Linked DNA regions of Mus musculus: region 1 is linked to region 2. The links are chromatin loops, found by intact Hi-C in ENCODE. Cell type or tissue: left cerebral cortex. All regions are shown on one strand.

Region 1 (2,500 bases), 54 kb after region 2:
AGGCTACACCCACATCTGCAAGCAATCAGAACCCAAATCTGTTTAACAAGCATACTGAGTGGTACTAACACTGCATATGGCCCAAGTTAGACTTGAGCACCATGGTACTTTGTTGTGTGCCACTGTCTCCATTTCCCCGGGAAAAGTTCAGCAAACCCTAGGCATTAGTAGAGGCTACTAGAGTGGAGAAGTTAAGACGGTGCCTGGGTTTAGCCAAGCTCCGATTCACAGACCCAGACTGGAAAGTGCAGGGAGCTGGAGTGCAGCGGTCTGGAAGGGAGCCCTACCTATCCCTTGGGTTCCCTGCCTCACAGGAGCCTCCAAAGCCAGGGGCTCGGTTTGCCCACTCCAATCAGGAGATGCACACGAGGCCCTCCCCACCCCCACAGACCGACTAGCCCGCCCACTCTCGGCCCACTAAACTTACGAGGCTCCGAACCTTCTAGTCACGCTGTGCTTTAGGCTAGGCTCTCTAAATCACCCGGTACGGCCAACTCTGGTAAGGCTATGCGACAGAGCCTTCCCCATAAAGGCTCCGCCTCCAGCCAGAACTGCCCCGCCCTCTCCACTGTGATCGAGGCTCCGCCCTCTTACTGCAAAACTTCTCACGGGAGGACTTGGATTCCCTTCTGCGCACGTGTACTCTGGTCCTGTGGCCTGTCCTTGCGCTGGCTGTGCTGCGCGCGCATCGCATCCCTCCTTCGTACTAGTGCGCAGGCACGGCCCCGCCCCCGTTCCTTCGGCGCTCCGGAGGCCGAGTCCGCACGAAGATGGCGGCGCCGCTTGTACCCCTCTCGCAGCAGGTATGGTGCTGGGGTGCGCCGTGGGGCGGTGCGGACGGTGGTTGCCGCGAGAAAGATAAGTCGTCGCGGAAGCGCGGCTCCAGGGGACCGCGGAGGCGCGCGCTGAAGGCTCAGAGGCTGAGTGGCGGGGGCCGGGCGGTTCTGAAGGTGACAGGCCGGAGCGGCCCGCATACTCTTGCGCCGGGCGACCCCCGAGCGGCTGCGAAGAGGTGATGGGGCGCGGCCGCTGCGTATGTCTGCTCCGTCTGGGGCCTGGCCAGGTTAAGGGACGGGGGGGGGTTTGGGGGGTGGGCGCTGTTGTTCGAGCCGCGTCGCGCTTCGTCCCCGCGGAGGCGAGCGAGAGCGGTGGGCCCGCCGCCAGTCTTTGTCTCCCGCGGGGTCGGGCGTCGGGGCGGGTGGTGTCCCATACTGGAGTCGCAAGGGGAACCGGGACACGCCCGCTTCGCCTCTGGCCGCCCAGCCCTCCTTCCCCCGAGATCCGCTTCCGCTGCTCTGTGCGGTGCGAAAAGCGCGGATCCTACGCCCCCAACGGTATGCACCAGTCTTCGTCCTCAGGGTCGCTGGATGGTTTTCTTGAACGTATCAAATGCTACAGGGACGTACAGAATAGCAGTGAGAAGGCCATTGTGCTTCTAGCGGAAAACATTCATTCATTCTTCAGCCACTTTCTAACGTGCTTGGGATCAGGTGCTTGGGAGCTCAGCAGTCTCTCACTGACAAAGTCTCTAGTTCCAGGTGACATCCATAAGAATTAGAAAGTATTCCTGTCCTGCTAATTTGCCAAATTACCCGTTTGTTCCACACAGCATATTATATGCACTTTGCTAGAATCGTCTTTCGCAGGGTCATGGTTACCAGGAGGAAGCATTTTATATTCAGATCTCGGCTCCAACTCTGGAAGAGTGTCCTTGAAGCAGGCTTCTTAACCTCAGCATATCAATTACCTCATTTGGAAAATAGAGATGTAAAATGCATTAGCAGAAAACTGTGGAAAGCACATTTTGCCTAACACATTGGAAGCTCTTTTGTTACCCGTCAATAAATTCGGGTGTTTGGGACTAAGACAAGAGCAAGTATGAATGCCAAAGCTGGTAAGAACTGCTTGGCAGGCTGATGCACCCAGGTCACCTGGTCTGAAGGAGAGGGCAATACAGGGTGGTTAAGTCCTGGAAGGACCAGCCACCAGCAGCCTTGACACTATATTAACATGTGGAGACCAGTAGATATTAATTAACATGCTCTTACAGCACCTGTGATTGTCTTCTGAAAATGGTTAAGGACTAGACAGATAGTAGGGAGTGTATTGAGGATAGGTGTGTATTGAGTTAGAGCCTTGCTATGTCACCCAGGCTGGCTTCCAATTCCTGGACTCTCTGCATCCTCGTGCTCCAGGCTTCCAAGTGGGATGACAGAGGACCAGCTGTGGGTGTTCACCTCTCTCTTGACAGGTTCTCACTGGCCTGTAGTTCCTCAATTAGGCCAGCCTGGAAAGTCAGCAAGGCCAGGGAGCCTCCTGTCCCTTCTTCTCCAGCACAAGTGCCGTGCATCCTGTAGCACTTCTGTGTGAGCTAGCTCTGGGGAGAGAATTTGGATCCTCGAGCTTTTAGGGCAAGCATGTTACTAACTCAGCTGGCTTCAGTCCAGTCATTACCTCTGACTTTTTTTGAGGGAGGGTTTTTCAAATTTCCTAATTTTGA
Region 2 (2,500 bases):
TCTGTATAGTCCTGGCTATCCTGAAACTCTTTGTAGACCAAATTGGTTTTGAACTTGAGATCTGTCTGCCACTGCCTCCCAAGTGTTGAGACTAAAGGCGTGCGCTACCATGCCCGGCAAAATATAAATCTTTTTTTCTTTCTAAAGGTCGATGGTATATCTCAGTGATTGCCTAACATGCAGCCAGTCCTGTCTTCCATCCCCAGTATCCTGTAACCCTGGTGTGGTGGTGGCACACGCCTGTCATCTCAGTACTTAAGAGCTAAGAGGAGGATCGGGAGTGCAAGATTATCTAAGGCTGTGTGGGGAGTTAGAGATCAGCTTGGGCTCTATGAGACCTAATATTCAAAAACCAGGAGTAAGTAATAATATAAATAAACAGAAGGGATGGGGTGTTGACGCAGCTTCCGCTTCTCCTTCCATAGAACGTCTATAGTCGCTTCAGAAGAGATGTCTTTGCTCCACGTCGGTCTGATGTGATGTTGTGGAGCCCCAATGCTCAAAATTCTTACCCAGAAGGAGCATATCGGAACAGGAGCCGAGTGAGGTGTGATTCGCCAAAACCATCACCTGCCGATCCCGCCTTCTGGATGGCGTAAAAGGATGTGAAAGACGCAGAGGCCTGGGAGTGCACGCGTTCGCAAGAACGCAGCAGAAACCCAGAGTACCGCCGGCGCAGCTTCTCACGCTCCAGCGCGTCGGGGAACAGCGGCCGGGCCGCCGCATGCGCAAAGAGGCTCACGCGCATGCGTCTCACTAGGCCATCCTTCTCTGGAGTCCTCACGCAGTCCCTTCCCGCCCTCCTCCGGTCTTCACTTCCGGTGTTTCCCAGCGACAGCCGTAAATGGCGCGCGAAGCGGCCCGCGAGGCCGTCGTAAACGTCGCCCTTCGCGCCACTTCCGGCCGGCTTCTGTGGCCGGTGCTGGTAAGCGATCGTGAGGCGGCGGAGGACGTTGCCAGTGGCTGCAGCCATGGAGATGCCGATGCCGCCAGATGGTGAGGCCGGTCCCTGAGCTGAGGTCGTTGGGTTCTTCTCGTGTGCCCCCGCCGGCCAGCCGTGCCTCCTCGCGTTGCCGGGCCAGTGACGGAGCGCGCTGCGGCCTCGCCGCTCCTCCCTCGGCCTCTCCGTGGTTCCCCGCATTCCTGGCGCGCGCTTGGCCCTAGTCAGGACCCGTACACCACCGCCTTGCAGTGGCCCGCCCCAGAGGACCCCGGCCTGGTCCCCGGGTCAGGCTGCCCCCACTGACGCCTTTTCCTCTGTTTTGCAGATCAGGAGCTTCGAAATGTCATCGATAAGCTCGCTCAGTTTGTGGCTCGCAACGGACCCGAGTTCGAGAAAATGACGATGGAGAAGCAGAAGGACAACCCTAAGTTCTCGTTTCTGTTTGGAGGCGAGTTCTACAGTTACTACAAGTGCAAGCTGGCACTGGAGCAGCAACAGCGTGAGTTCCCCTCAGGCCCTCAGCCGCCTCGGGGTTCAATGCGGGCCCCGCCGCAGCCAATTTCTTTAGAGTTGCAAGTTTCCTCTGCAGAGCAGAGCAGCCGTTCTTCTGTCCTACCCGGAGCCCTGTACCAAGATAGACTGCTGGATCTGTGTGTCATAAGGAGAGACTATCATATATTCTCTATCCAGGCTTTTGGGTCGGGAGTGGTCCCTGGGTGGTCTTTGCAGAGGCAATTGCGGATCTGCAGGAAGGTGGGAACTGTGCAAACTGTGCAGCCTTTCTGCAGGCTGAGACCATAGCTTTCTGCATTTCAGGTGCATAGATCAAAAAGCTTTCCCTTTAGTTTTTGCAACGTTTTTCTTTTCCTTTTTTTTTTTTTTTTTTTTTTGCTTTCGAGATAGGGTTTCTCTGTGTAGTCCTGACTGTTCTAGAGCTAGTTTTGTAAACTAGATTTAAACATCAAGAAAAATATGATTAAAAATAATAGAAATAATAAAAAGTTTAGAGCCAGGGATGATGGGACCACCGCTTTAATCTCAACACTTAGAAGGCAAAGGCAGGTCGATCTCTGTGAGTTTGTGGCCAACTGATTGTACAAGTTCCAGTACAGGCAAGACTACATAGACTGCCTAAAAAAAAAAAAAAAAAAAAACAAAAGAAAAAGGAAAATGAGTGAAGAAGCACAGCTGGTCTTTAAGGGCCTCACACCATATCCCAGGTTGGCCTGGCAGTATGTTATCCAGCCTAGCTTCCAGTTCAAAGCAGCCTTCCTGCATCAGCTTTTCAGCATACCCAAGCTTTGAATAGTAACAGCAGATTTTATGGTTTCTGAGAGCAGAACTCACATCTGTCATATCTAGGGTAGCTCTCTAGTCTCTGAATAAACTGTGGAAATAAGTGTCTGGACTTGCAAAGCCAATGAGTAGTCAGAGTGATAGTGGCTGAGCTACAGTCCTCTTTGATGCCAAACATACTTGGTTATACTCCAGCAATGTATTGTAGGTGGTTGATAGAAAGCTTGTAGGGCAGGCAGACTTGAGCCCATGGAGCACAGG

What was found. Hi-C counts contacts between places; a loop is a spot of excess contacts. Peaks named below come from ENCODE experiments on the same cell type or tissue, not always from the same donor. Only the 100,000 strongest peaks of a DNase experiment are listed, where the experiment ranks them.
Region 1: a loop joins it to region 2, with 3 times the contacts of the local background. A loop is called at or near these places in 2 of 42 quality-filtered maps.

What each region holds. Positions count from the first base shown.
Region 1 is chr8:72,419,708-72,422,207 of GRCm38, reverse strand. It overlaps Eps15l1 (epidermal growth factor receptor pathway substrate 15-like 1), which reads left to right and starts at 734. Exons shown (of 24, transcript NM_007944.3): 1 at 734-803. The coding sequence starts at 771. Gm46043 (a long non-coding RNA gene) reads right to left here. Exons shown (of 3, transcript XR_001778581.2): 1 at 428-2,500. In left cerebral cortex, no CTCF peak of the experiment used is centred here; DNase peaks (open chromatin) are centred at 643 and 1,420; H3K4me3 peaks cover 2,076 bases; H3K27ac peaks cover 1,492 bases.
Region 2 is chr8:72,473,554-72,476,053 of GRCm38, reverse strand. It overlaps Cherp (calcium homeostasis endoplasmic reticulum protein), which reads left to right and starts at 821. Exons shown (of 18, transcript NM_138585.3): 1 at 821-996; 2 at 1,269-1,442. The coding sequence starts at 972. In left cerebral cortex, no CTCF peak of the experiment used is centred here; DNase peaks (open chromatin) are centred at 799 and 1,129; H3K4me3 peaks cover 2,165 bases; H3K27ac peaks cover 1,374 bases.